2 separate regions of the Mus musculus genome follow, and region 1 is linked to region 2. The links are chromatin loops, found by intact Hi-C in ENCODE. Cell type or tissue: left cerebral cortex. All regions are shown on one strand. Links, peaks and the distances in the headings refer to the core of each region. The heading gives the core; the rest is flanking DNA. Region 1 has its middle 60 kb from the start of 1700116B05Rik. Region 2 holds the start of Cblb (Casitas B-lineage lymphoma b).

Region 1 (15,603 bases), core at 2,856-10,855, 1.2 Mb before region 2:
TGGGTAAAGTGTGTCCAAGTTTGGCTCTCTTGGAATTTTTGGTCACCACCTCAACTTTAAGTTCAAGCTTCTAGTGAAAGTGGTGTATACACAGCTGAAGAAAAGAAATGTATGTTGGGGGGAAAAGCTGCTTTAGGTATATATCTAAAATATATTATTAACTATGTGGGAGCTCACTTCACATTGATAAATAAAGATGATGTCACTTGCCAGTAATCCTAGTACCCAGGAGACTGAGGCAGGAGGATCTCAAATTCTAGGCTAGTCTGGGCTACAGAGTGAGACTTGAAAATAAAATAAAGTGAAGTAAGATAAAACGCAAAAAAGAAATCATGTCCTCTTCATGTTATCAGCACAGTTACTGATCTTTCTCTTACACTACATGCGTGTGCCTTGGATGTTCCCCCATCCCCCTTCTGATGCTATCATCATGAGTACCGAACTTTCTTACATCTCATGTATATATATGTCTTGTGTGCTCCCCCAAGCCCTGTGTGTTTTCACCACATTATACTAAGCTTGTCTTGGGAAGAGCAAAGGGGCTTTATTCAATCAATACACAGTAGGTGTAGAGGGAGTGTTTATTGTCAAGTTTTTCTAACTCAACAGACTCTGATATAAAATCTGAATTCATGAGTGAAATGAAACAACACTGCAGTCCGTTTTTGTCAAGGTTGAGGCAAGCGAATTTGTTTTAGCTTATGCATGAGTTCTGTGGTTTTCAATAGACATTCATATCATTCCACACAAAGTTTTAGTTTTAAGAGCCTACCCGCCTATTTACAAATATGCCCTTTAAGATGAACAAAATTGCTATAAAATATAACATTCTAGTTGTCACCACAAATAAACTTTGTGGCTCTAACTTTTGGTTTATTTAGTCCGTGATTCTAATGGGCCAGTTTCTGTCATCAGCTAGCCATCAGCCAGTAGACTGCTCCTGAGGTATGGCCAGTGGTAGGCTGAGCAAAGATGAAAATGAATGAAGCAAGCACTTCTCATCCTCCTGCAGGCCAGCTCAGATGTCCTCACGGAGGCTGAGAAAGATTCCAAGAAAGAGACAGTGGGTTGAGACCTGGGCATGGATCTCACCCACTTCTGCCTTACCTTTTTGGCTAGGCAAGATACAATGTCAGCCTATGTTCAAGGAGTAAGGAAATAAGTTTCAACTCTAGATGGCAAGAGAGCTAAAGGCAAATAAATATTGAAAAGGGAAGAGGAATGACTTATGGTTCTTTTGTGATCACCACATAAGATGTGCACTTGAACAGTGTTACATGGGACATTGCAAATTTATTTCTTTACCCGGTATCGATAGCCAGAATGAGAGCAGAAGCAATACTGGGTCTCTTTCCACAGCTCTTTCCTTTGCCCACCTCAGCTGTCACTGTTAAACACAGAGTTACAAGAAAATAGTCATTCACTTAAAAGAAAAAAAAGAAAAAAAAAAACCTTCCATTTTAAAGCTCATTTATTTTCGAGTAGAAAGGCTTTTTTTTTTTTGAAAGAGGAAGTGTGTTGATTGCATCAAGAAGGACCAGCATCTTATCACCATGGTAACAGTATCTCGAATTCTCTAAGTGTTTGCCACCTGGTGCTTTGAGGCCCAATAGCCAACTAGTATCACCTTATATAATGTGACAGAAAGAATCTACATTGAAGAAAGTTTGGTCTGCAGGTGTTCTTTGGTCTCAAATCAGAATCATGCCCTATGAAATAGTAGGGGCATAGTTAAATTGCTAAACTACTCATAACTATATTAATTAATCACGTAAGAGAGATTTGGATAATTCTACTATTACAAACAACACAGAAACCATATGTTTTTATGCTTTTAAATACATCTAAGTCATGAGGTTTATGTGCACATGTGCAAACATACAGGGATATGTGTGTATATGTTAATAAACACACATGTGTATGCATGTATAAATAGTTGTGGAATTCTGACGTCAAATAGAAATGCCAGCAGCTGTGATAATCCTTTAAGGAGTGGCTGGAATGGATGGCAGCCCCTGATTTGTTATTGTTTAAAGAAACTGTTTAAGAAATACAATACACACATCATTAGACATTTCTGTAGGTGGTGCTCTTTGCATGGAAACTGTTAAGCCCCCAAACCTTTGTTAGTCAGTGTCTCTGGGGCTTTTAAAATTCAGAAATCAAATTCAAATCAAGCTTCATCTCCATGAGGTGGTTTAATGCGCAGAAGCAACAGATTCAATATCTGTCTGTCTGTCTGTCTGTCTGTCTGTCTGTATGTATGTATGTATGTATGTATGTATGTATCTGTATCCATGGCTACTGCTCAGGTGCACAGGAACCGTGAGAGAACAAATCCTTGATCACTGTGGTGGCTGAATGGCTGCGTCGCTGCTGAAAGCAATTTTCTATTGTAAAACCCGGAGTAATAGAATTCAGGAAGGTGGATGCCTAGGGGGTTGGAGATGGATGTGTGTGGGATGTTTGCGAATGAATCACCGGGCAGGATTGGAGGTGTTCTTCAGATCAGAAATGGGAAACTGGTAGGTTGATTGGAAAGGCAGACTTGAGCTTTCAATGGAGAGAAACAGATCTTTCGGGACCCAGGCCTGGGTTCCACGGAGGCTGAGAAGTTCCCAGAACAAAATCATCATCCTAGCGGGGATACAGAGAGTAGATGACCAAAGTCCAGACTTAAACTGAAGTCACTTGGCATAATGATTAGAGAAGTCATTGAAATCAGCCACACTCCAAGGCCCAGAAAGCAATGAGCAACACACTTTAGTAGTCCCTGGGAGTTCACAGGAGAAGCAGTGAGAGCAAAGAGGGCAGGGAGGTGTAGGAGTTGGTTTTGAAAGAAAACGTAACAACACAGGCAATCCTCTGTTCGTTAACTTTGCCTGTAGGGCTCTGAGACTGAAGGTCTGATGAGAAAATTGAGTGGAAGAAAGAAGCAGAGAAGTCATCGCTCCTTCCCACAGTGCCTCAAGATTACTTGACAACTGGACTTAGTTCCCTTAGGGAAGGGAGTTCATGTTTGGCAAAGAGTCTCCAAGAGCACATTTAGTTTCCACTCCAGGACGCCATACAAACCTGTATCCTCTGTACATCTTTACTTCCCAGAATCACCCCATCCTGAATATAAATAAATATACAGTTATTTTATCTTTGAAACTATAAAATAATTACATTATTTCCCCCACTTTCCCCTCATCTCCAAATCCTCCTCTGTACCCGCCCCCTTCTCCCCTTCTTTCTTTTAAATTCACAGGCGCTTTTAACATGGCTGTTACACACACACACACACACACACACATACACACACACACACACACACACACACACACACACACACGAAGTCATTGTATATTCCTAAATATATAAGTACAGTCTGCGCAGTCTCTATAATGTCTTTTTGATTTCAGGGCAGAGTATTTGGTATTGGGTAGGCAATTGGCGTGCTCTTCCCAGGGGCCGGGGGTAAGAAAGGAAGACTATTTCTCATGCTCTGAGCATTCCTTTATTATTATTATTATTAGATATTTTCTTTATATACACTTCAAATGCTATCCTGAAAGTTTCCCTATACCCTCCCTCCTCCCTGCTCCCTTATCCATCCACTCCCACTTCTTGGCCTGGCATTCTCCTGTATTGGGGCGTATAAAGTTTGCAATACCAAGGGGCCTCTCTTCCCAGTGATGGCCGACTAGGCCATCTTCTGCTACCTATGCAGCTAGAGACATGAGCTCTGGGGGTACTGGTTAGTTCATATTGTTGTTCCACCTATAGGGTTGCAGACCCCTTCAGCTCCTTGGGTGCTTTCTCTAGCTTCTCCATTGGGGGCCCTGTGTTCCATCTTATAGATGACTGTGAGCATCCACTTCTGTATTTGCCAGGCACTGGCATAGCCTCATAGGAGACAGCTATAACAGGGTCCCTTCAGCAAAATCTTTCTGGCATTGTGCAATAGTGTCTGGGTTTGGTGGCTGATTATGGGATGGATCCCCGGGTGGGGTAGTCTCTAGATAGTCCATCCTTTTGTCTCAGCTCCAAACTTTGTCCCTCTGAGCATTCCTTAGTGGCCTGTAGTTCTTTATGTAGGACTGAGGCCTCGCTGTCTCTGCCCCATTCACTTTGGCCTATCTATAGGTGTCAGTAGCTACATGCATAAAGTCTCACCAACACAGCTGCCGAAGCATGGCCTGAACACGGATGACACCAAAAAGACATGCTAACATGGTGAAAATATTTATAAGCAGTTAATTCTAGAGTCACAGTGACAAAATCTAGAAAGTGGTAAATTTGAAATTCTGGTAGTGACATCTGACGAACTGTAACAAAACTGCAGATGAATTTTTTCTCTCAGTGCTAGATGCATTTACCAAATTGATGCACTTGTTGCGGGACATATTAAAACATGACCCAGCATGTCCCCGCACTACTGCTGGCTACCGGCTGGTCACATATCTCCAGCCAGGTGATCTCAACTTGATCTCTCTGGGCTGGAGCTCCTAAGTTCCCTTGGCATATTGCTGCCATACCAGCAACATGCAAGACCATCAGCCACCACAACACCCAAGCAAACCGGTAGAAACAAGACTCTTAATGACTGACAGGCTTCCTGCGTTACTGCAGGCAGTTCTCTGTCCAGTGGGGCTGGCCTCTTTTTATCTCATGGAGACTCTGACTCAGAACTCCAAAATATCTCCACCCAGCTTGCTAGGTTCCTACTTGTGGGTTGCTAGCACGCCAGCCCCATGCTTCAAAGCCCGCACTGCCTTTGTGGTGACCGTCAGGCAAACCCACGCTTTGCTGCCGTACCTTTCTCTCTGGAACCCAGCCACAAGCCTCCTGCTGCACGAATATTTTAGTGTGATTGGACAGGGAAAATCCTGTCACATGCACTTGCCATTACGTTTTATATTTAAAAAAAAATTGGCATAGGTGCAATATGCAACACTGCATTGGGGAGCAGAAACATAGACTATGATTGTTTATTAGGGGAAAACCAACTTAATCATTTGGCTTCTGTTTGGTATCATATGCTAAATAGCGAGGCAAAAATAAATACCCTTCACATATCTGCATTAAATATTGTCTTAGAATACTGTTAACATAACACAGCAATAAAGAAGGAAGTATTTCCCTAAGGAGCATTTCAGAGACGTTTCTACAAGCTTGCTTTTCCTTGCTAGGGTTTCATTCATTTAGCTTTATGGTTTCCAGAGTTCTGGAGTCTTGCTTCCTTCTCCAGCTTTTGCCTGGTCTTTATTTGTGTTATAGCTAATAGTTGTCCTCTTATCTATTTTCAAAGCTTCCCCATTTCATATTGTTCCTTTGTGAGATAGCTCTGACCCTGCTATACCGGAGGCTAGATGATGGGGGGAGGGGGGGGTTACAGCAGTTTTGTACAAGAGAATATAATTTCTATGCAATCTCTATCTTCACACCTGAACATTGATATAGACTCCTAAAAATGGTGTAAGATCCTTACCTCATGTATGTTTAAAAGTCTCTTTTAGAGTGGCCACACACACAAAAAAAATCATGAAGATATGGGAAAGCTGTTTTGAAGAGCTGTTCTAAATTTTCCCTGAACATGCCATTTTAAAACTTATAAAAGACAGAAAACTGTCACCGATTCAGCTTGGGTTTGATGTTTGTCCTCTGTCTTTTTTTGTCATGTTACCCCGGAGTCCTTGGCTTTAACAAGGCCCACTTTTCCCAAGATATGATCGTGCAGACTGCAGGTGCCCTGTAGCTCTGATTCCCCAGAGTTCCACGACAGCTCTGGTCGCTGGATGCCTGTGACACAGGCGAAGCTGAGTCCACAACTCCGGAGAGAATGCTGATTCCTGGATGGGTGACAAGGCATGCCGAGCCTTTGGGGACAGCTGAAGCAGGACTATACAAATGAAGGACAGCCCTGCTGTGGAAGGACAGGGAGGAAGCAGATGTGAGGGCAAGATTCAGGTGACAACCTGGACATTGGAGACACGGGGCACTACGGAACGGGGAGGGAAATCAGCTGGCATTTGACAGTCTGTGCAGAGGCGAGACCTGAGTGGAGGTGGTAGACACGGAGGCTTTCAAAGATTTCTGACCTTCTGCCTGCCAGCTTGGAATTAAATTTCTTGATGGAGCGGGAGGAGGGCAGCGGTGGAAGAGGCAGCTGCCAAGAGATTCCTGACCTGGCAACAGGAAAAAGGGATGCTGCTGCCGCCACCCGAGGTGCAGGGGCCAGGTACCGGTAGTCGGTAGATACGACACAAAGGACTCGGTGCCCTAGTTTGAACTGCTTGAGTGGTCTGGGGTGGCTTTTCTGAAGACAGTAGAAATTGTACAGCAATATAAGGGACAATATTGTGAAATTTAATGGTTTTTGGATCGAGCTTTTAGGTTGGCATATGGAAACAGTGAGCTTTGTCCTGTCCAAGAAGCATTATAATCCATTGTGGTAAGATTGATGATACTTACAAAAAGTGACATCAATATTGTCATCTTTTCAATTAAAAAAACAAAAAACAAACCAAACAAACAAAAAACACAACAACAACAACAACAACAACAACAACAACAACAACAACAACAACAACAACAACAACAACAACAACAACAACAACCAGCGATCTTGGGATTCAGTTACAGCCTCCTCTGTGCGGAAGACTTTTTTCCCAGGTGCTAGTACCAGTGGCTGGGCAAACACGGCTGGTTTTGGCAGGCAGTGCTGTTGCCTATGTCACAAAAATCCACTAGATGGCGCTGTTACTCAGGGCTTTGTGTTAGAGAAGCAGGGCTGTGCCTTTTGTGCCAAGGGGAAAACCAACTTCAGGAGAGGTGGATAATACTGTGTGGATTTGAATAAGACCTTTTCACCTGGCATTTTTATCGAAAAACAGAGACTCCGTATGTTGTGGTATTTGGTTGCTATTTCCCTTTCTGATTTTGAGCAGAAGCGACTGAATTAAATGTCTTCTCATGGCACTAAAGCAGCCCAGCTTTTATCCTCACATTCTTAATTGTCCCTCGCAATATCGCTTTTCAGCGGTATAATGAGGGTCGTGTCTTAGAAAATTTAGAAAATCACTGTACTCTGTGTGCTATATGTGGACTCCAAATGTTTCTCACGGTCTCTCTTCCAAGCCCCAGAGAACTTCAAAATGTCGTTTCTAATTTCTTTAGGGAAAATGTTGTAACGCTAACTTTAACCAGCAATAGACTCTGAGATTCATGCTCCAGCCCGAGGACAAATGTTGCTATGCATGTCATGTTGTTAAGATGCTAGACACACTCACTTGTTTTCCTGTTTAATTTATGTTTTCCCTGATTAACCATTGGATGCAAGTATAGAGTGAAGTTTTTGGTGATTTACATAAAATTAAAACAATAAAAATGCATTTATAAGTAAGTGTTTCTTGAAACATAGTTATAAGATTTAAGTGAACATACTAGACTACAAATCATAATCGGTAATAAGGAATGGCAAGAGTATTACATCAAAATTAAAATATCGTATACAATATATATTAAAAACAGAATCGGGGGCCAGTGAGATGAATCCTTGGGTAGAGGCCCTTACTGCGATATCTCAGAATCTGAACTACTCCTGGAGTCCATGACGTAGAGGAGGCATTAACTCCTGCCAGTCGTCCTCTGATATCTCATACTGTGCCACATGCATGCACACACGTGTGCACATATGCAAATACAAAAACATATTTTAAAATCAAATTAAGGCTGTAATTGAATGGGTGGTATAAAGTAAGTTAAGCCATTCATATATATATATATTTGAGCCTCATATATAACCACTTAACATTTGTGTCCAACAGTGCCAGAGCCAGCTGACCTCAGAACTAGGACTACATCAATCTGCTCTCTCCTCAGCTGTCACACCTCAGGATTTAGAGCTACAGAGCCCCGGAACTCTAGCCGAGTGCCAGCATCCACTAAGGGCTCATGCCAACTTTCTCTGACTCACGTGGGGATGAGAGGTTCCACAGCAAAGCTGCCGTACATCTTGAGACTTCGGGGATCGTTTACTACTTCCTCCTTTTTCTCCATCTCCTTTCCCACCCGTTTTTAAATTTTCTTTGCTTTCCTTCTCCGTCCTTCAGTTCCCTTTCTAGTCCCCCCCTTTCTGCCTGACTCCCTGTTCTGTTTCCCAGATGTGCGGCAATCACGTTAGAGAGACGCATGGTCACTTCTCTACTCCTCTCCAGTCACTCATAGCAAATGGCTGCCAGCCATGCAGCTTTGGACAGCACATGCTTCCAATTCGCTGTAGCTGGGGTGGTCAGAAGTGTGAAGAACCCGTCCCCGACCTTTCCCAGTTTCAGGGCCATGCTCCCTCTACAGCATCAGTTCACAACCTGTGGGTCACAACTTCTTTGGGCGGTTGAATGACCTTTCCACAGGGGTCTCCTAAGACCATCAGAGAACACAGATACTTACATTAAGATGCGTAACAATAGTAAAATTGCAGTTATGAAGTGGCAACGAAATGATTTTATGGCTGGGGTCACCACAACATAGGGTATTAGAGGATCGCGGCATTAAGAAGGTTGAGAACCGTTGCTCTATACATTCCTGGAGGACTTCATTCTTTGTGGGACCGAGGTCCAGAGCCTTCTTCCTGGCATCCTTTTGCTCCCCTCCTCTCCCTTCAAAGCCAGCACTGTAGCATCCCGAAAGGTCTTTCTTGATGAGAGCACAGCATCATCTGCCTTCCATGTCACAGTTCCCTCTGCCCACCTCTTGGGACAATTTGACTACATTTAGGATCCACTTAAATAATGTGAGTTAGCATCTCTTCAAGATCCTTCACCCAGTCACACCTACAAAGTTCCCTTTGCTGTGGAAGTTAACATTAAACCTTCCAGGGACCAGACCTTGTTGTGTCTTTGGATACATCCCTGAAGCTATCCAGATTTCAGTTTTCTTACCAAATGGTGTTATTTTTATTTATTCATTTAAAAAAATTTTTTTTCAGACAGAGCTTTTAAAGTGTTTAACACAGTGCCTGGCAAAGAGTGACCATTCTAAACTAATTTAAGTGCTAATAAAACTATCTATGATGAAGTCTAGTCACCATAAAGAACATCTAGTTTTTCATCTCCCATTAACCTTTATGGTATCATGGTGGGATCTCCATTCTCTACCGAATTCTTATGCAAAGTCAGTAGACTCCTAAGCTGCTCTGTTTAAAGGCCAGTCCTTGAATTCCCTTTTAGAAGTGTTGATTCTCTCTTCCCACTCTCTTTAAAGCCAATCTTATCATTGTGTTCTCCTTTAGTGTGTGTGCCTTAAACTCTAGAATATCCTGGAATATTTGATAGATGGTAATTAGTCAGAGTGGCATGCAAAAGTAACTGTGGAGCCTGGGCCATATTTTACAGTAATTTGAAGGTCTTGGATTCAAGGATTTGGGTACTGATTTCAAGAACAATGAAATAACATGGGAAAGTTTTGCATTGTTGTGCCTCCATTTGGGCTACTTTGCAAAAATATGATACACATTCCATCTATCATATAAATGACAGAACATTGTTTCTTACATGTCTGGAAGCTGGGGTTCTGTGACCAGGCTGCTCCTGTGGTTGACTTTCTTTTGTGGCCACACATAATAGGGAAAGGCTGAGGAATAAGGGCACCACTTCCAATCCACGAACCTACCCTCATGACAGCTTCTTCCCTCTCCAGAGCCTGTCTCCTAATTTCATCGCTTCGGTGGTTACAGATACAGCAGATAGATTGTGGCGCTCCAGTTCATTGTGGTGGTGTCATCAGGGAAGGCCAGTCCTCTTTCTTGTCTGAAAGATCTACACCTGGTAAACTCTTCCTTTCTGCACCCCGCTGAGACCCTGAGCTGATGTGCTACATGTTAGTTCTGGGTCTAGAAAATGACCAGGCTGTGTGAACAACAGGGGCTCACCTTTATCCCATGTTTAGTAGAGATATGTGGTTTCCTGTGTGTTGGTAAAAATCCACTGATTGTAGATATGATTTTGGCAGTGTTACAATGCACTCTTCTGTGCAGTGGGTCCCAGCTGCGGCTCATGTTAAGACAGAAAGGAATGGTTTCAGCCTCAGCCTGGTCTTTTAGTCAGGACATCATATAAGGAAAGGCACGAGTATCTTCCCAGTTGCTTCCTATACACAGCAACAATTTGTGGTAGTATTAGCAAACAGTCAGCACTCAACACAGGAAGAGCAACTAAGACAAAAAACGTGGTGGACTGACTTATCACTGGGCATTGTGACCACTTACCTGGCTAGATGTATTCTTGCCTCCTCTCAGTGCCCCTGAAGCGAAGATGGAGCTTGAAAGATATGTCCCTTTTCTCTTCAAATAATTCTACCAGCACTAAGCGGTATCCTGTGGCTGCAGAAGAGGTCAAGTTCGAGTAAGGTACAAGACAACCTTGACCCCAAATTAAAGCCTGCGGTGAGAATGAGGGGAGGTCTTCGAGGAGGTTGCGCATGGGTGGAGGGGAACATTTGTCAGGCCTTATTTGAATCATTGAGGAAAACAGTATAGTGATCCCAGGTTTAAATTTCAATGAATTGAACGTGTTCAACCATAAACAAGTAAAAACATCTATTTTATTATCATGTTGACTGCATGCTTCTATTTTCATGTTGACCCTTCCGATGAAGTTTGGGTTATCCATTTTGCAGATGGGGAAGGTGAGGTACTACACAGTCAAATGATATGGCTGAGGACAGAAGGATCATCTGAAGCAGATTAGATTGATGCCCACAGGACAGTGGATTCATACCAAGGCAATGCTGCAGATTTCCCATTATGAAGTTGCTTTCTTGGCAGAGGTCTTTCGGTTCCCCCCAATTAAACAAATGTTAATGATGTTACAATGCCACGTATATTAAACCACCTGGAGCTTCAAAGGGCAGATGGATGCACATAATAAACTAATTAGCTAATTCTGAAGGGGTCAATAGCAACCCCGGTTCTGAAGTTAGGTCCTATTAAGGTTACAGAAAAACTCCATTTTCTTTACCAGATACTATAAAAATTTTAAACTGCAGACATAGCTTATATTATCTATCTGCTCCATCATGTAAATTCTACACTATAGCCACAGCAGCTAAATTAGGGGGCCATGGGCATGGTGGTCACACAATTATAATCCTAGCACTGAGAAGGCTGTGACAGAAGAGTTAACACAAGTTCAAGGACAGAGCGACTCACACAGTGAGGTAAAGTGTGGGTGAGGGTAACCTAAGTGCTGATTCTACTTGATCATTCAAGTTAATTATCTCATCTGGAGCTGATGATTCTATAGTTACTCAAGACCTGATAATTGGGAAGCATGGACATGCCATTAAGGCCAAAGGTCCCTCCTAGTGGTTTTAGTGATGCTTGTATAAGCTACCATAAATATCTAGTTACAACAATTTTTTCAACACTGTAAATGATCTGATCCCCACCTGCTCTAAATTTTCTAAGACTTACATCACTGTGTTTGTTCAGGGTCGGGATGGGTCTCAGCTTATGTTAAAAGAAGCTATTGGCAATTGAGCATAGCTCCTCTGCTCACAGGACTGCTAGCTGTTTCTTTACAGGGGAACAAAGGGCCTTCTTTATGAGTGAAATTATTCTCCAGGGAATTTGAATTTCATTTGGCTATAAGTGCTTACTATTCTGGTGTAGGAGAATGCTACATCTGTTTCACGTTTGTCTCTCGCCATGACCCAAGGACTCTGCATTCCAGAGGAGATGGGGATGTGTTTGGTCGATGAGAGGCTCGGAGAACACAGATGAAAAGCTATCAGAGCTATGTCTTATAAGACATGACTAATAATTATTAGCCATGCTGTAGTTAGTCTTGCCTTGGAATCTCTTAAAGTGTGTTGTCCTTGATTGGATCTCAAACAAACTAATAGAGGAATCTGGTCATGTTTGGGAGGTCATTTCTGGTCCAGACTAATTGAGGAGAGAAGAGAAGATCCTTCTCTATATTAGGTGTCATCCTTTTGTGGCAGGTCAGATATAAGGAAGTCTGGGGTAGAGTGGGGGTGCCTTCGCTGGCCCAACTTTGCTACTTGATAGAGAGTGTATCTGTTCTGCTGTTGCTGCTATTACTCTTGCTCCAATCCTTCATGATCATAGGTACCCATCTTATATAGCTTTCTAAGGTTTTTGAAGACCAGTGGCTCTTCAGGAATCCTTCAGGCCTACAGAGTCAGGTTAGGAATGGTGAGGCCTCTGGCTTCATGGACAAATACGTTCCTGGGTTCTTAGCCTCTCCAGTATACAGTAAAAACCATTATGGGGATATTCATCTTTTATGGTGTAACCACTCTAGCAGATCTATTTTCATGATATATTGGTATATATCATGATATATATCCATTCCATGGGTGCTATTTCTCCATAGAATCCTCCTGAGTGCAAGGGGTTGAATTCTACCAATAAAGTAAAGTTGAATAAGCTGAATTGCAATGGCAGAGTCACTATTGTCCCATGTGAAATGCCCTGCAAGACCTCTCAAGAGACTGTGAAGGGAAGTAAAGAAAAAAGGGCAGGGGAATGTTAATATTTTAATTAGTGCATATTTGCAAGTAGGTTTAGAAGCCTAAACAAATGAGTAGTCTCTAAACTTCAAACACAAAGGGAAAACCACACTAACTCTGTAATATTTTTTGAACTAAGTCACTCATCATCATGTTGTGTAATCTGAGTTGAATCACACACCTCCATGTCACTCCTCCAGATGGCACCAGTGTGCTGGCACCAGAGGGACACATTTGGCCGAAGCTTTCCTTCTTCCCACACAGGTACATCCGGATGTCACAAGCACTGTTTGTCCTTGCCCTTTAGCCTTTCTCTTAATTGCTGTCATTGACAGTGCAGGATTTAACATCTAGGGGCTGGCTGTAAAGCTCTCTGCTGAGGGGACTGGGATTTCTTTCAGGATTTCCTTCCCTATGTTTTGTATGCTTTTAGGCAGACGATGTTGGGTTTGTTTCCCATGCTCTTCTTGCTGGACAAAGTATGTTTTTGTTGACTGTCTTAGACTCTGTCAGCTATACAAATGAGCTTGTCTGTGTTGGAGCTGTAGTAGGAGGGTCCTAGTATTTGGAATTCAAGTCTTCTTGTCTTTTAAGGACCACCACCTACAAAAGGAAGATGTTTTATTCTTTCTCTGAGTTAGATGTATTTCTGAGGGTTCTATTATGATATCTCTTTGAGGAGAAGATTAAGCTATATTTGGGTTATATACTCAAGAATTAGTATCTAGTAACAGGTGCTTCAAGGTTGCTTTTGTTCAGAAGTATTATTAAGGTAACTAAAGTGAAAGGAAAGCTTGGTATCTCTGCCTTCATCTTCATCTCTTTCCTTCACTTACAGTCACTTGTTTGTCTGCACACATAGGTGTATTAGTCAGTCTGTCCATTCTCTCCCATTTAAGGTTAAAGGCTCAGAGTCATTGTCCTAAACTTGTAGTCACCTTGTATTTCAAGAATGCCTGGGCTTGACAGATGTGATAGTTTGTATATGGTTGGCCCAGAGAGTGGCACTATTAGAAGGTGTGGCTCTGTTGGGGTATGTTTGTCACTGTGGGTGAGGGCTTTAAGACCCATATCCTAGCTGCCTGGGGGGGGGGGCAGTCTTCTGCTAGCAGCCTTCAGATGAAGATGAAGATCTCTCAACTCCTCCTGTACCATGCCTGTCTGGATGCTGCCATGATCCTGCCTTGATGATAATGGACTGAACCTCGGAACCTGTAAGGCAGCCCCGATTGAATGATGTCCTTTATAAGAGTTGCCTTGGTCATGGTGTCAGTTCACAGCAGTGAAATCCTAACTAAGACAGCAGGCAAGACAGATGCTACACCTGGAGCAGGTCCCTTGTGAGAAACGCATTGTTCCCCTTAGGTGATAACAGATCAATGGTTCTTGATGACTTAGAGGACACAAGCTGAGACAATGATAATGGGATCCACCTTGACCAGGATTGCTTCCTTACACATCCTCTTGTCCTCTGCCCCAAATCTTCTTCCATTTAACCTAAGGCTTATAGCAGAAGCCCAAGATAAACTTGGGCACACCAAACTCCTTTATTTGTCTCTCATCCCAAATGTGCTGCCAGAATCTCCCTTCTCCACTGTTTGTTGATGCCCTTCCTTGGAAGAGGCAGGAGGACTTTCTGAGCATCGCTTCTTGGGGTTGCTGAAGTAGGGACTTTCCCCTAAATCTTCAGTTTCCGGAAATGGGAAGAGCTTTTGACTTTGCCATATTTTCCTCTATTGTTCTCCCTGAAGAGCTTACTTACCTCAATGTTCAGTATGTGATTGGTTCCTTCCCACCCCTCATTTTTGGCTATTCACAGTAACCTTCCTTATTATTTCTGCATTCTCTAACCATGTCTTGTTTTTGGCCTTCAGAGCACTTTTCTAGTGGTGACAACACTCTATATCTCCTTGCCTTTCACTCCAAATTAGCTGCTAATTCTCTAAAAAAAATTTACTGTATCTTTTTTTTATTAATTCACTGATACACTATCTAGTATCAAGCCCAATGACAAGCACCCAATAACACCAGAAGAAATGTAAGAAGAGTCACACGCAGGAACTGTACAGTTTGACATAGTTAAAAGATAGAGTGGGTCAGACTTGCTTGAATTAGATAATTAGCTTTTATGTGACAGGACTAAAATGCTTCTTTCTGAACTCAGGCTTTTCTGAGGTTAAATGTGGGTTGTAAAATTGAGAAATGCATAGCGGTGGTCTTAATGATAAAATATGCTGCATGCAACAACAGTATATGTATATACATTGCTGGTATATAGCAAGAACTATAAATTACTGATGCTTAGCATAGAGGAGATACGTAGGCAGTACTGTCTGTGGGTATAGAAGAGGAGAGGGGTAGAGTGGTGGGGGATGCTGGCAGACTGAGGGAGGGCGGTAGCCGGGAAGGTGGAAGCCCAAAGGTTTCACTCAAGCAGCTGAGGGGTTAGAGGACAATACCAAAATCAAAGAGACAGTGTGGGGCAAGGAGAAGTCTTCTGCCCAAGTGTGGGGGTCTCAGAAAAGTGTGTGTAGGGCAGGGTACTGTTAATGAGAGAGGACTCATTGTATAGTCCTGCTTTGGCTCACAGGGGTCTTTCATTGGCAGGGAGCAAACTGCTCTTGGTTTTGGCATGGATTCATGAAACTGATGTATTGGAATTTGTTTTTCTCCTTGAAAAAAAAAACCTGATTAGCCCTCACAAGGTTAGAGATGGGCAGGTAGGCATGCAGACCTGTAGTTTGCAAATTGCTTATAATTCTCATATTACTGTGTGCCACCAAAGTACCTTAGCCTGACAGGATCAGAGCCACTGTCATCCTTTTACAGTTAATTTTCATTTACATGAAGTAATGCCTTTCCTGCTCCATTCTGCTGAGTTCTGTTCTTCTCCCTTTGCATTATCCCCTATCACCTCACAGTTACTCCTTTCAGTAACACTCCCTTCTGGTGCAATTCCTGTTACCTGTACATGTCTTAGAAAGACATAATTTTCATCTGAGGTTTATGTCTTCTGTGGCATCCTTCTGAGAGGCAGAATTAAAGTCAGAAAAAAAAGTACACATGCTGTTTGATGGACATGAT
Region 2 (15,518 bases), core at 7,519-15,518:
TGAGTCACTGTTCTGTTGCTATGAAGAGACACCATGACCAAGGCAACTCTTAAACTGGAGGATTGCTAAACATTTCAGAGGTTCAGTTACTATCATTATAGTGGGTAGCTTGGTATTATGCAGACAGGCAAGATGCTGGAGCAGTAGCTGAGAGCTACATCCTTATTCACAGACAGAAGCTGTAAATGGCATGAGCTTTTGCCACCTTACCATCCACCCCAGCGAAACACTTACTCCAACAGGGCTCCACCTCCTAATCATACGAACCCTATCAACAAGTTAAGTTCCCTGGTGACTAAACATTGAAATATATGAGCTTATCTTATTCAAACCTTCAGACCTTTCCTTAGTTCAGGTGTATTGCATTAAATATGTGTATGAAATTGTCAAAAAAAATATAAAAAGGAAGACATACTCTTTTCAGTCAAATTATAGTCAAGTTTCCCCCACCTCTTTTAAAATAAAACCAACAAAACAAAACAAAACAAAACAAAACAAAACAAAACACAACAAAAACTGTGTTCATTCTATTGCTGGGGCTGTCTCATGATCCTGAGCTGCTCAAGACCAAGGAAGGTAAGAAGCCCTACTGTTCATTCTCTCAGTTAAAACAAAATTATACTGTGCTAACAATACATCCCTCCAATACTGACATTGCTGCACCATTTCTCTTCCGCCTCAGAAAATTGCTTGTAAATTTTCATTTTGATTACAGAATTGATAGAATCTTTCAGGTCTAGGATCAAAATATTGCACAGTTTATTTTGTAAAATCTGTTGAGTTTTGACATTTTTAATGTGATCTTTCTAGCACAGAACTGATACCCTTTGTTCCAGGAGATGTTTTGCCTCATGTTAACACTCCCTCCATTTACCTTCAAGCCCTTGTGTGTATTTACATTTCTGTCCTTAGATATCCTTCATGGTCCTTTTCCCAAGGCTAGTCTCTTGCTTCTTCTCCCAATGCTAAGAGGCCACTTCTTTTTTATTTCGTAATAGGCATTACAACAATATATTAATAGAACATAAATGTGGGATAGCATAGCAACACTCAATTTATAGAATGAAATTTCACATATGTAAAATGATCTTGGTCATTTTTTTTAGCAATAATGTTGTTTTATTGTGTGTATGTAATTGCAATTCCACACTGACATTTTCTTCCTACAATATTAGTCCTCAAAGAATCAGTGGAAATTTCCTGTCAGTGTCCGTAGGGAGGAGAAAAGCCTTCCTCTAGGAGGTTTAAAGCAGAAGGGGCAGATGACTGGCTCTCCACACAGGCTTGCAGGGAAGAAGCCTGCGTAGAAGCACGAGTACCCATGCTGCATATGTGTCATTTTTAGCTGTCTCAAGCAAAAGCTAATTTGATGCAAATATTATCTCACATCGGACCCAAAGAGGACTCTCTAGCTGCTCTTTGTATATGTTTCTGACAGGAAAACTGATTCCATGTTTTAAAACCCAAATATGGAACCCTCTATGAATAGAAGAGAGAAGAAATCAAGGGGGAGTCTGGAATGGTTTTCTTTTCTTTGGTGCCTATTTTTGATGTGGGTGGTAAAGGTGGTAGGCTCATTTGCAGCTTATGAAGGAGGATGTCAACACATTTAACAACTTAGAAAATCTGATTTTCTTCAAGAATTAGAGAAAGCAGTATTTTGTTCAAGAGTTTTGATAAAATTCTTTTATAAGATTTTTTTTATATAAAACTAACTTTAGCAGGTGATAAAAGTTCTCTTCTCTCCTCCCTTGCCGTCCTTTTCTCCTCTTTCCCTCTTCCTCTCTATCTCTGCTGTTGATATTTAGCTTAAAATTTCCCCTCATTTTCCCCTTTAGGAACATTTTAAAACATCTGTTCACTATGTTGACTGCTTTCTCAGCAATCTCTTTGTGATTTATGAGACAATCTTAGGGTTTTATTGCTGTGAGCAGATACCATGATCAAGGTAAGTCTTATAAGGACAACTTTTAATTGGGGCTGCCTTACAGGTTCAGAGGTGCAGTCCATTATCATCAAGGTGGGCACAAGGCAGTATCCAGAGGCATGGTGCAGGAGGAGCTGAGAGTTCTACATCGTCATCTGAAGGCAGCTTGAAGGAGACTGACTTCCAGGCAGTTAGGATGAGTATCTTAAAGCCCAAGCCCATAGTGGCATGGATATACCAACAAGGCCACACCTACTTCCAACAAGGCCACACCTCCTAATAGTGCCACTCCCTGGGCCAGCATATACAAACCATCACAGAGAGTAAGATGGAAAATTGAAAAGCAGTCTTTAAGAAAGGAGAGTAGCTCTCCATTGTTCTCTCCACCATCTGGAGGTCTAGCATCTACAAGGCTGCCTATTTCTAAATTCATTCTTCTTATTCAAACGCAGTAAAGCAAGAGACTCTTTCATCTACATTTTATAAAGACTATGCATATGAATGGCGGCACCAACCTACTTTCTTCCTTGCCTACTGGCCATAAAATTTTATTTTAAAAGTACACTTTTTTTTTAATTAACACCAAAGATTATATATCAACCCAGTGACTTTTTGATCATCCTATATAATCTTGGAAGTAGTTGCTTCTTTTAGCACTCTTGTGTGAACAAGATGACCATTCTTTTCAATACTTTGTCTTTCCCCTGCTGCTGCATCCTAAACTATGCAGATGACAACCTAAAAATACTCTCTCCCACAATCCTCGGTGCTTTCCATTCCTGTGTTTCCACACTTCACCCCCAGTTCCATCACAAAGCTGGTTTAAGGTTGTAATCTTCCCTCTATTCTCCCTGTTCAGAAAAGTTGTCCATCCTTTCAGGTGGATATCTGCTCAAAACATCCATCATTCTCCTTATGATCCATTCAATTTGAGAAGACAACTATTCTATTTCATCTAATATGGTTGGATTCCAATAGCACTGTGTGATGGTTTGTATATGCTTGGTCCAGGGAGTGACATTATTAGGAGGTGTGGCCTTGTTGGAATAGGGGTGTCACTATGGGTGTGGTCTTTAATACGGTTGTCCTAACTACCTGGAAGTCAGTCTTCCACTAGCAGCGTTCAGATGAAGATGTAGAACTCTCAGCTCCACCTGAACCATGCCTTCCTGGATGCTGCAATGCTCTTGCCTTGATAATGGAATGAACCTCTGGACCTGTAAGCCAGCCCCAATTAAATGTTGTCCTTAGTCTGTTCACAGCAGTAAAACCCTAACTAAGGCACACCATTACGTAATCTTTTATTAAGGTAATTTGTCATCTTTTTTTTTTGTCATCTTTAAAAACCACTTTAATAAAATTAAATCAGTTCCCCCTTCCCTTGCTTCCCTCCAACCTCTTCTGTGTCCCATTCATTCCCTCTTAATCAATGGCTTCCTTCTTCTTTCATTATTACTGTTACACACCTCACATACATTTGAGCACAAATACATGAATACAACCTGCTGAGTGTGCTTCTATGTTTACATGCATATGATTTCAAGGCTAAGCACTTTGTATTGGTTATGCAGTATAGGATATGTTTCTAGGAGAGGATAATTCTCCTGTTAGTGGTCATTAGTTGCCTGTAGTTCATTCTCAAGAAGTTGGACCTTGGGACATTTGTTCAAGAATACATTCATGATTACATTTCTTTCCTGTCAAATCTTTGTGTCGCTGTGTTTATACAGTCTGTGCCTAAGTGAAGAAACTATCTACATCCTTCATATTTTTGCAGTTTTTTTTAAAAATACAGATCTTCTTATCATTCATCTAGCTCCCATTCTTTTAAACCTACTGGTTAATCAACTGTGTTAAACAGTGATCCCTGTAAGGCCATAAGTGATCTCTCTGTTGTTTATTCCCAAGGGTGTTTTGTAGCAGTCCCCTGTGCTTGAGTTGAAGCTGGTGCTTTCTTCATGGTAACACCTGTCTCCCCTTGCTCAGTGTGAACCATACTTAATAGACTTCTCTTAGGATGTTCTCTGTCTTCTACATTTCTCTCAGTATTGGTACTTAGTATGCAGCTGAGTACTTAACACTCTTCTAAGCCTAGACAGCTTCCCTTTGATACAGTTTTAGTTCTATAATACTTTCAAGTATTATTGTCAATACTCTCAAATTCATAATGTCCTAAGCCTTATTGAAACACACACAGACACGCACACACTTGCTTATTCCATAGGTGCCTTAAAGTTCTCATATTCAAAAGGAAATTCATTTTCTCTTTCTTAGAGACTGTCCTTTGATCACCTCCATGCAAGATCCTGAAGACATCTTTCACTGTCATTAAAGCTAAAGGATCGTTAGTCACCCTTGCCTCCTTCATTTTCTGTATATACATATCCCTTTAATTAGCAGGGGCTACACAAAGGACCAATCAGTGGTTCTCAGCCTTAGTCACTAACTATGGTCACCAGGGGAGCTTTAAAAATATCCTAGATCAATTAAATCAGACGCTTTGGGCACAGAGCACAGAGCTTGGGGACTTGTTATTTAAATGTGCAGCGAGGATGGGAAACCACTTTTCTAACATTTTTTAAATACATCGCGTGTGCTTAGAGTTACCACTGCTCATAGCTTGTGCTTGGAGTTTCCCCTGCTCTATCCCAGGTCTTGATCATCACTGTGGCGTATCTCCTGATGGACAGTTGTACTTTCCATGCTGCTTATGTCTAGTCCATCAACAACCTGCTCATCTCAAATATATATTTTATACATCACCTCACTTACCTCTTCTGCTCCTATATACTCTCCCAGATCTCAAAACTTTTCAGTGGTTTTCCATCAAAAGAACAAATCCAAGTTCTTCAATTAGACATATGGGATTATTTTATTTACACTCTGAATGACACCTTCGCTGTAGGTTATCATTTTAAACCCCTCACTCTCCTTCTGTATGTGCATAACTTCTTTACTGTCCCTGATCATAAGAGCACGAATTTGCTGGGCAGTGGTAGCACACGCCTTTAATCCCAGCACTTGGGAGGCAGAGGCAGAGGCAGAGGCAGAGGCAGAGGCAGAGGCAGAGGCAGAGGCAGAGGCAGAGGCAGAGGCAGAGGAGGCAGAGGCAGAGGAGGCAGAGGCAGGCGGATTTCTGAGTTCGAGGCCAGCCTGGTCTATAGAGTGAGTTCCAGGACAGCCAGGGCTACACAAAGAAACCCTGTCTTGAGAAACAAAACAAAACAAAACAAAACAAAACAAAAACAAAAAACAAACAAAACAAAACAAAAAAATAAAATAAAATAAAAAAATAAAGAGCATTCATTCTTCTGTCTAAAGTAACCATGATGATATTCTTCTTCTCTAATCCTATTCTCTCTCTCCCCCTGCCTATCTCTCCATTGAATTTTTAAAAACATGGTTTTAGTCTATATCTCAGACTTCCCTGGGATTCCAGTATAGCCTTAAGTCCATTGTAATCCATCTGATATCATCTCGAAGTATTTGGATTATAAGTCCCTGGTCCACAACACCTGGCCAACTCTACTTATCTGTGTATCTTGACTTACTAATTACTTTTTCACATGTGTGTTGGCTGCCTTTCCTAAGATTGCCATAGCGACCTTTTCCTAAGAAATCATCACTTTCAATGCTTCAGCTAAAACCATGTTTGCCTGCATTTTCTTTGCGATTGCCTCATATTTAGTCATCTTATTTCTTGGTGTCTAGCCGAGCGTATATTGGCATATAATAGATGTTTAACAGAAGAGCTTTAGATTCTTGATACTTTGAGGGCTGAGTTCCAAGTGATAGTGGCAGCGTTGCTTGCCTTCTTGATGTAGACTACAGCCAAACATGTATATGCTTGATTGGGGGGAGCCGGCCATGTGTTCTGATGGCCACAGAAACAATCCAGCAAGAAAGGTATGGAAATGTAGAAGAACTACTTTTCTCTTCTTTCTTTCTTTCTTTCTTTCTTTCTTTTTTTTTTTTCTTTTATGGAGTCACAATTTCTCTGTGTAGCCCTGGCTGTTCTGGAACTCACTCTGTAGACCAGGTTGGCCTCGAACTCAGAAATTCGCCTGCCCCTGCCTCCCAAGTGCTGGGATTAAAGGCATGTGCCACCATGCCAGGCTAAGAATTATTTTTCAACAAAGTCAAGCGGCAATGAAATTTTCCTGATGAGTCCATCCTTTACAAATTAAAGAAATAGAGGAAAAAGGGATTGCTTGTGGTCTGGTAAAAATAAACCTGGATTCTGGATCATCAAATTCCTTTATAAACAGGATTCTAGGAGTGGCCAGAACAGCCATTTTGCTACCAGTGCAAATTGACTGGTGGTGAAGACATAGGGAGTAAAGACTTCCCCTTCGCTGGATGAGGTGACTGTAGGCATTGCTGCCCTTATAGTAGAAGCACAAGGCTGAGATTATCTCACTCAATATTAGGTCTTCCCTTTTTGCCCCTCCCCTAACCTTTCTAGTGCTTTCCAAAGAGACAGTCTGTTACCACATTTAAATGGCTCAAGTGCTGAAAGCTGGGATCTAGACATGTACTTCCCACCTGTGCTTTTTGTGTACCTGGAGGATGAGCCCTGAAGAGCTCTGCATGAGCCTTTTCTTAGCTTTGGGATTTATTAGATTTATCCTAGCATCACTAGATATAATCATGAAGGGATTTTTTTATGTTGTTGTTGTTGATCTCTATATTCATTTAGGAAGTTCTGTGCTTAATTTGGCCTGTTGAGTCGCTGCCAAATATTAGTTTAACACATTTTTTTGCAGAATTATATTGTTTCAATACTATAATCTGCTAATTTGAAGTCATCACTGATGTTCTTGATGGATTTATCATCATGGGTACATGTATAACATTTCAGATCTGCCCAACTGAGCAAACTGAGCCACTCCCTCTTTTGAAGCTCTGAATCAATATATTACATAGGAAAATTCAATGTCATATTTTTTCTTATAATCAAAATGCATGAACAGTGGCAGAGAAAATGTTAAAGAAAACATTTTCAGATACGAATTTCTTTTCTGAAAGTGTTGCGGGACAGGATTCATTGTAAGCATTTGTGAATGAGCGCCTGTTCGGGAAGCATGGGGAACCACAGGGAAACCCAGAGGGTGCAGTGCAGTAGGAAAGAGCGGAAAGTTGAAACAAAGTGGAAAATAGAAAGAAACCTGATTTTTTTTTGCTAGCTTTCTTGCTTGGCAGGAAAAAACAATATAGCACAGTGCCTTTCAAATTTTTGCAGCTAAGTTCTGGCCTTGATACACTTAGGAGATATATTTGTGGGATTCTGTAATGATTATTTAAAAGAAATTGATTCTAATGGATATTTAGTTTGTCCCTGACTCTCACTTTCATTCCTCGCTCGAAAATCGGTGATAATGGATGGAGTGTCTCTATCTACTTTGCTGTATAAAGTAACTGAGGACAGAAGCCCTGCACTAGAATTGTCTGAGGGAAACACAGATCTTTGAGAAAAGAGTAGAGCAACAGTTTCCTCAGTTTTGTTACTTTCTGACTGTGCTTCGGCAGCAAGGATGTATCTTGTTTAAGTTGTTGCTTGTCTTCTTCTTGTGGCTCAGTAAGCATTCTAATTAAGGCCAAATTAGGACTCGGAGTCAGGCTATATTTTTTTTTCTCCATTTATTAGCATCCATCTCTTTCAGTTGTTGCTGTGTATTAAAGAAGGAATAGACATGCAGCCTTTTAGCAAGCAAAGGCATGTTGAGTCCAAATATAGCTACATCATATGGCTCTTGTTTCTAGTTGTGTGGTCTCTCTCTGAGATTAGCATATTTTTATGGTATTCTGTTTTTTTTCTGTCAGGATACCCACTAGAAATAAACTCTGAAAGGTTTGCAGGTTGATTAAGAGCACCTTGCTGGAATTTTGAATTGAGTTCTCTGTCTTGTAAAACTACAATTGTCATGTGTTTCCCTATATGACATTCTAAAGTGGCTCACTCAGTTGACAGTTTTTCACCTAAAACTCCGTTAAACATGTTATAGATGTTCAGTTGGTGACTCAACAAAGGTTGTAGAGATCACTTGTCACTATGATGAAATAGAAAAAGAAAAGAAATTGGAATGTTTTCCTTAGACAGTTGTCAATTTTTTAATTGGATATTTTATTTATTTATATTTCAAATGTTATCCCCTTTCCCAATTTCCCCCCTTCCCATTCCTCCTCCCCCTGCTTCTGTGGGGATGTTTCTCCACTCACCTACCCACTCCTGCTTCCCCGCCCTCCATTCCCCTACACTGGGGCATCTATTGAGCCTTCGTAGGATGAAGACCTCTCCTCCATTGATGCCTGATAAGGTCATCCTCTGCTACATATGCAGCTGGACCCATGTGTACTCCTTGGTTTATGGCTTAGTCTCTGGAAGCTCTGTGGGGGTGGGGAGTCTGGTTGGTTGATATTGTTGTTCTTCCTATGTTATCTTTGATTTTCCCCCGTTAAACATTAGCTATATTTAAAGTCGGTCATATAATTGGTGTTTTTCCATGGACACTAACCTATTAGCATATGCTAATACTAAATTATCAGTGCTGACATTGAAAGTATTCATCATGGTTTCTAAACTTTCTGAAAATGCTGTGACATAAAGCCTTACATGTTCTTTTGCCAGCATGCTGGCTAGATTTTTTTTTTTCCAACTTGATACAAGCTCCAGTCATTTGGAAAGAGAGATTTTTAACTGAAGGATTACCCACATCAGATTGTCTGTATGCAACTCTTCGGGGATATTTTCTTGTTTAATAATTGATGGAGGAGGGCCCAGCCCACTATGGGCAGTGCCACCAGGAGGTCCTGGGTGGTATAAGTGAGCAGACTGAGCAAGCTCTGAGAATCAACCAGAGCAGACTTCTTCCATGGTCTCTCCCTTGGCTTCTTTCAAAGATAGACTGTGGTTTGTGCATGCAAAGCAAACAAACCCTTTTACCCCCAAGTTGGTTTTGCTCATGGTCTTTATCACAGCAATAGAAAAGCAAACCAAAAGAGCCCGTTGAGCTGTATCCTTCACCTATTTGGCCACTCTTGATACTGGCAGCACCTTTTAGCTAGGAACCCCACTGTTTCTCAAATCCCTCAGTGACACTACATTCACTTCAAAGTGTCTAGGGCTGGAGGCTGCCTTGTTTGGTAAAAATAAGCATATTATTCCCTCCACCAAGCCTGTTAGCTTGGAATATTACTGCTTAGACACAACATTTCACAAAGTCTACTTAGACAACATTGGTGCCTTTATTTATTAGTGCAGTCTTTGACTGAGGAATGCTTTCATGCTTCAGTTTTTTTTCCCAGCAGTCTTTATTCCTCCTGATAACAGAAACAAGGACTGATGACCTCCTAGCTAACCAGACTTCACCAAACACCAAGTCCTAATTTGAGCTCAGCTAGGATCCATGTTATATCTTAACTTAATTAGATATGAGATGGCTTTGATAAACAGAGTTCATACATTCCAATGTGTGAGTGTGTGTGTGTATGTGTGTGTGTGTGTGTGTGTGTGTGTGTTTGTCGTACATCTATGCCTTCCCGATGGGAGGCTTCTATTTCAGTTTTGAAGCTCGATGATTGTGATGGCCAATGTTGGTTCTCAACTAACTTGATCGTATCTTCTATGATTAAAATGCAAGCTTTGGGAGACTCATGTAATGAATTACTTTGAAGATTTATTTTATGTGTACAACTATTGTGTTGCATGAGTGTATGTGTACCACGTACACACTTTGTGCCCACAGAGGTTAGAAGAAGACATTGGATATCCTAGAAGTGGAGTTATGGATAGTTGTAAGCTACCACGTGAGTGCCTAGAACTGAACCAAAATCCTCTGCAAGAACAAGTGCTCTTAACCGTTGCGCCATCTCTCCATCCTGTGAGGTATTTTTCTCATTAGACTATTTGAAGTGGGAGGAACCATCCTACGTGTAGGCTGTTAAAAACTTTGCTTTTTGCACATAGGCCTTTATTCTTGCTGGTGGGTCCTCCAGTCTGTTGCTGCAGCACCCCTTTTCTAACATCAGAGCCAGCTTCCTCCATTTTCTAACACAGATTGCCTAACAGCAGCTCTCCAGGAACTGTCAGACCTTTAGCACCAGATTGGGATTAATGAGACATCAGCCTTGTGGGCTGAGAAACTCTTGGATTCTCAGCCTCTGAGTGTGAGAAAGAATTTGTCTGACTACCCAGACCACATAATGTGAGTCAGTCTAATAAATAGCCTTTTACATATATGTATGTTGTGTTATATATTATAATACACACACACACACACACACACACACACACACACACACACACACACATATATCTTATCACTTCTGCTCCTTTAGAGAACCTCAACTAACAGATTTTTATTTTTGTCAGCCTACATAAACACTATCTTAGACCAGTTTTTAGTTGCTTTGGTTAGAAAAGTTTGGCAGCCCCAGAGATATTTGTTATACCTGTGTCCCAGCCAGAGCAGAGGAGCAGAACATAATGAGGCTTGTCACTGTATCTCCATGATGCACTTTGCTCCGCAGGCCATTCTATTTTTTTAGTGTCATTGCCTTCAGCAAACTGCAGTTCAAAAGGAACTGTATTGTATATGTATTTTGTTCCATTTTACATTTATTCAAATATGAAGATAAGCAACACATTTAATTATACAGTATAAGGTTGGGCATAGCAAAATCTTCTACACATAGTGCCAGTTTCTTTTGGAATTGACTTTAAAGGTGCATTTTATACACATAGAGGATGTAACCACAGAGTTCTTTTTAAATACTGTCTCCACTTAGCAACCATAGCTACTGTTACAAGCAATAAGGGAGATATGGAGGGGCTATGGAGAAGCCTGCACCATCTACATATATAAAACAAGAAACTACTTTTTAATTATTAGTACAGAAATAATGAAAGAAAATATTACTTCCAGACTTGTACTTTACTGCCTGATTGCCTAAAGGGTCACATTTTGGTTGTTTCCATTACATGAAAATCATAACAATCTGAATTTAGGATTGCAGGACATTCTATGACCACTCAGGAGCCTTCACAGTAATAATTGTAGCACTAAAATACTTATTAGGGATTGGCAGAACCACTGAGACACATTTATCAGGATAGTTGGTTAGAAAATGCTTATATGTATGTATGTATGTATGTACATATGTATGCTTATGCATGTATGCACGTATGACATTTTTAAAAAGTGCAAAGTATTACACCCAGGAGCTCAAGGTGTGAGGTGTATCCATACTACCAATGACAGAGGAAATCACTCCCAGGTATGTAAACCTGGGGCAAATGGTACGAGCATGGTGAACCAAATAGAGAGAATCATGGAACTTGTCTAATGTGTGATTCTGATGACAGAAGGGCCCTGGCATTTCACTGTAAGCGTTACCAGACTGTTTTCTTTTACACGGCTATCAAGGACGGAGCCCAGAAAGAGACGAACACTGGAAGAGGATGGCAGAAACAGGGTTGTCATTAAAATGAAGATTCATCTACATAGAAGAAAAGTGACTCTGGCAAAAATCCAACAGCAGAGTTCTTTACTGGAATCCAGGGGAAAACTTGTTTGGAATATAAAGGTGTCAAACAGATTAGTAATCCCCATTGTGTGGAGTTTTTACTGTCCTGGGACGATTTACAGAGACTATTTAGCTGAGAGTTGTCAAGTATTTGCTTTCTCATCAGCCTGATGTTTGATCTGGAATCCTTCTAGAACTAATAGTAAAAGGGAAACATTTCAGAAATTTAGGAAGTTTTAGTTGGCACTCGGGTTTTACTCCTAGCCTACTCTATGTGAGGGTAACCTTCATCTTAGGAGCTATGGGACTGCTGCTCTTTATTTGACAGTCAACAAGAAACATGGTCTTGGACCTATTTGGCTGCTCTCCTGGGTAGCAGTTTGGCAGCCCTAGGGAGATGAATTTCTTAAGCCTGGGACCCGCCCAGAGCTGAAAAGCAGCACCACCCTGGCAGCCTCTACTCTGTTGCTATGAAACAAAGACTAGGAAGGTGAGTGAGGCAGGAAGTCCCGCCTTTTAGCCCCAGTTGGCTTAGACTCCCGCTCGGGGCGCTCACGCCCACCTGCGCACCCCTCATTGGTTAGCTCCCCGGCGCCTTGCTGCTACTTTTTCAGTTCCTTTCCTCGTTCCACTTTTGTTCCAGGCTAGCCTAGGTCCATTTCCCAACGAGTTCTTCTCCAAGTGGGACGCAGTGGAGTGGGCCTTCCTCTGGGGCCATTGTGTACCGTGGAGGACGTGGACTGGGGGGTAGCGCGGGAGGAGCGTCTCGTCCCGCCCATTGGCTCCGCCCGCTGTCTGGCAGAAAGCAGCCTCTCAGGATTGGTTCGAAGACTCAAGGCTCCGCCTTAGCTCCGCCCCACGCCTTGGTCTCCGGGGATGGCTCAGGGGTGGGGTGGCCAGTGAGTGGTCTCCTCCTCCGGCGGGCGCTGCGGCGGCCTCCCGAGTGTGGCGCGGGACTGCCGGGCGGGCGTGGAGCTTTTTGCACGGTAATTGCCGCGTCCCCGCGTCTCGGTGTTCCTAGATCTCGGTGGCTCCTTCCCCGGAGCGCTCTCCTAGGGCGATTCCACAGAGTCCCCACCCGAGCCACCCCAGCCAGGGCAGCGTGTGTGTGTGGAGTGGGACCCGCGATCACGCGTGGCTCGGGACGGCCGCGGTGACCCGAGTAGAGGAAGGAATGGGTCATCCCGGGGTTGGACGTCTCTTGCTGGCTCGGGGGCCCTGCAGCTGGGCGCGGGCCATCAGGGAGAGGGGACAGCCCTAGCTTCCAGCTGCTGTCGCCGCTGCGGGCCTGAGCCAAGTGGGGATTTAAACAGCAGTCCCTGGCTGGCCCGGGGCCCGGGAGGGAGCGGACTCTGGCTGATCGCCGCCGGTGGGAGGTGCGTGCTACTGGCGCTAGATCGGGCAGGCTGTGGGATTGGGAAGCCAGGACGGGGTCTAGGGCTACTTTATCTTTGCTGAGTTCCTCGTCTCTTTCCCAGACCCCTGAGTGGCGGGCTAGAGGCCCGAGCCTGGAAAGGGTACAGACGTTCTGAAACAAAGCTTTGGACCACTTGATACCGGGTAGGCAGAAGAGGGACCACCGGAGAAGTGAACTCCGCGGTGCGTGCCCGCCCTTGCCGGGTTCTCACCGCTTTTTAAGAAGGGGTTGCTTGTTGGTTTGTTTATTTGGCTCTAGGGAAAAACTACTCACCTCACTGCTTTAAAGAACTATTTGTGTGTCCGCAGCTGCTGGCTTTTGCGGGGGGGGGGGGTGTTGGGGGAATGGAGAGGGGACGCGCGCGCGCGGGGCGCGCGGGGGGGGTATCCAAGTCCTCCGCCTTTGTTGACAAGAGACGTGTCCCTTTTGCGTGTGTGGAGTACTTTGCATTTATGTAATAACTTGGCGAAATCAAACAGCGTGAAGGAGGCTACTGAAGTGAGGCTCCCAACGTGAATTTTAGGAGTTGCAGCTCTAGTATTTCGAATCTGGATTACAGCAGAAGGGGGGGGGGGGACGACATTGTGTTCTTACCTGTTAAAAGTTGTTTTGTTGATGATGTTGAGCTGTAGCTTCATAGAACACGGGCAGAGGATGCATCTTTAACTTTTAGTATTGTAAGAGCAAATCTTGTGTCATGGCTCCTAACTTGGAGGATGCCCTTACTCAGGGTTACTAAAAAGTTGAATCTGGGACCCTGGGCTTTGTCACAGAGACAGCGGAGAATATCATTAATGGGTACAAGTGAGCCTGTTCAGTTCAGGTTCCTGTTGGGGAAATACTTTCATATCCAGCTAACTTTTCCTCTCTTGAAATTCTATCTTGCAAAAAGGACTAAGATTCCAGATGGCAAATTCTATGAATGGCAGAAATCCTGGTGGTCGAGGAGGAAACCCCCGCAAAGGTCGCATTTTGGGGATTATTGATGCTATTCAGGATGCAGTCGGACCCCCAAAGCAAGCTGCAGCTGACCGCAGGACTGTGGAGAAGACTTGGAAACTCATGGACAAAGTGGTGAGTTCAGTCAGTGTGTGTACACGGCCCTCAGCACCCTGAATGCGATTTCTTCGGGTTTTATTTATATGTATGGCTAATAATCACTATTATGGTGATGAGCTTTGTATTTAGGTTGGGCCATTTTTCTTCAACTCTGTGTTTGCAAAAGTTGAATTCAGAGGAAAGACTTTTATTTTTTTATTACTCTTTCTAACTTATTATCTTGCTTTTCAAGTTCCAGAGCCCCTGGGTATTACTCCAATATGCAGTTTATACCATTGGCTACTTTTGCTGGGTGTATAGTATGGTTTGGAAGTTTGCTTAGTCTTATGTGGAGTTGCCTTGCTACTAGATAATATAAGGCTAACAAGTGAACAATAGGCTCTGCTGGAGCACACTTAGGACAAGCACATGGGTGATGTTGAAACCTTTACTGGGGAAAGAACCAGAACTCCAGGGAGGATTCAGTATTGAAGAGTTTGATTTTTATCCCTGTAAACTCATCTTTATTAAGAAAATATATACATATATACATATATATGTATACATATATATGTATGTATATATATATATATATATATATATAGTCTTTACTGTTCAGGACATCGGTACAGTTTCTTTCATCTATGATTCCATTTTGAAACAGGGAACCTTTTTGGTTGTGCGTTGTTTATTGTGAAAGGAAAATGTATGCTGGAGGCTGTGTGGGGCTGAGAGTGTCAGAAACTTCTGTGGTTTTTTTTTTTTTTTTTTTTTTTTTGTTGCTTTTAGATGAGCTCTAGTTTCACAGGAAGAAACCAAACTGGATGGCAGTTCTCAGTCCAGTTATAAGGGCAGTGTGCATACCTCCCAGGGCCCTGCTGGAAAAGCTAGCTGTCTGAGGAGGCTTGGGACACAGATGTGTTGGTGTCCTTCTCGGCACACATTCATAACTTTATGATGTTGAGAAGAAGTTGGGCTATGCTTTGCTGAGTTTGAGACATTGACAAAGATGCTCCTTTTGAATGATGAACAAAGGCGTGTTGACATCATTTGGTGTCATTTACCTTGGCTTTGGTTTGCTACCAAAGACAAAATTGGCTACAAAGAAGCCACTGAGAAGAAGTAACAATTCTGGGAGGTGACACTATGGGCTTTATTTTCATGTATTCTTATGGAGATTGTAGGTAAGATAACTAAACCATGGCCCTGCCATTGGATGGCCACTGATATCAAACGCAGCGCCAGAGCATTTTTTTTAACCAGGTAAATAGCCTTAGTATGGGGCTTCAGTGTGACCTATTTAAGCTTCTGCCAATGTTTTCACATTGTTATGTTGAAGTGCTCCAGACGGAATGACGTCATGATGTCAGAACATTGCAACTTGCTGCTTGGGCTCAGGTTTTGGATTTAGCTTTGGACACTTCGGACTGAAGAATTGTGCAGCTGGAAAAACTGCATGCATCTGGCAAGCACATGAGCTGTCTTTTGCTTTTCTACTGAGTCTTCTTCTGAAGGTCACCCTTACTGCCTGAGTCATTAATTGGTGGTAGGAGAAGAAATTCAAGGTTTGTTCCAGTTTATCTGTTGCATAAGTAGGCAACAGATGGGTGC

Evidence for each region. Peaks named below come from ENCODE experiments on the same cell type or tissue, not always from the same donor. Only the 100,000 strongest peaks of a DNase experiment are listed, where the experiment ranks them.
Region 1: it touches region 2 in a loop (5-fold over the local background); 2 of 42 quality-filtered maps call a loop at or near these places.

The regions. Positions count from the first base shown.
Region 1 is chr16:50,835,155-50,850,757 of GRCm38, forward strand. No RefSeq gene overlaps it. Among named protein-coding and RNA genes, the nearest start is that of 1700116B05Rik, 60 kb to the left of the region's middle. In left cerebral cortex, for the core only: a CTCF peak has its summit at 6,748 (motif pointing right); DNase peaks (open chromatin) are centred at 4,741, 5,840, 6,027, 6,754 and 1 more place; H3K4me3 peaks cover 575 bases; H3K27ac peaks cover 527 bases.
Region 2 is chr16:52,019,248-52,034,765 of GRCm38, forward strand. It overlaps Cblb (Casitas B-lineage lymphoma b), which reads left to right and starts at 12,302. Exons shown (of 18, transcript NM_001033238.1): 1 at 12,302-12,438; 2 at 13,762-13,943. The coding sequence starts at 13,776. In left cerebral cortex, for the core only: no CTCF peak of the experiment used is centred there; DNase peaks (open chromatin) are centred at 11,993, 12,241, 12,756 and 13,327; H3K4me3 peaks cover 2,346 bases; H3K27ac peaks cover 1,686 bases.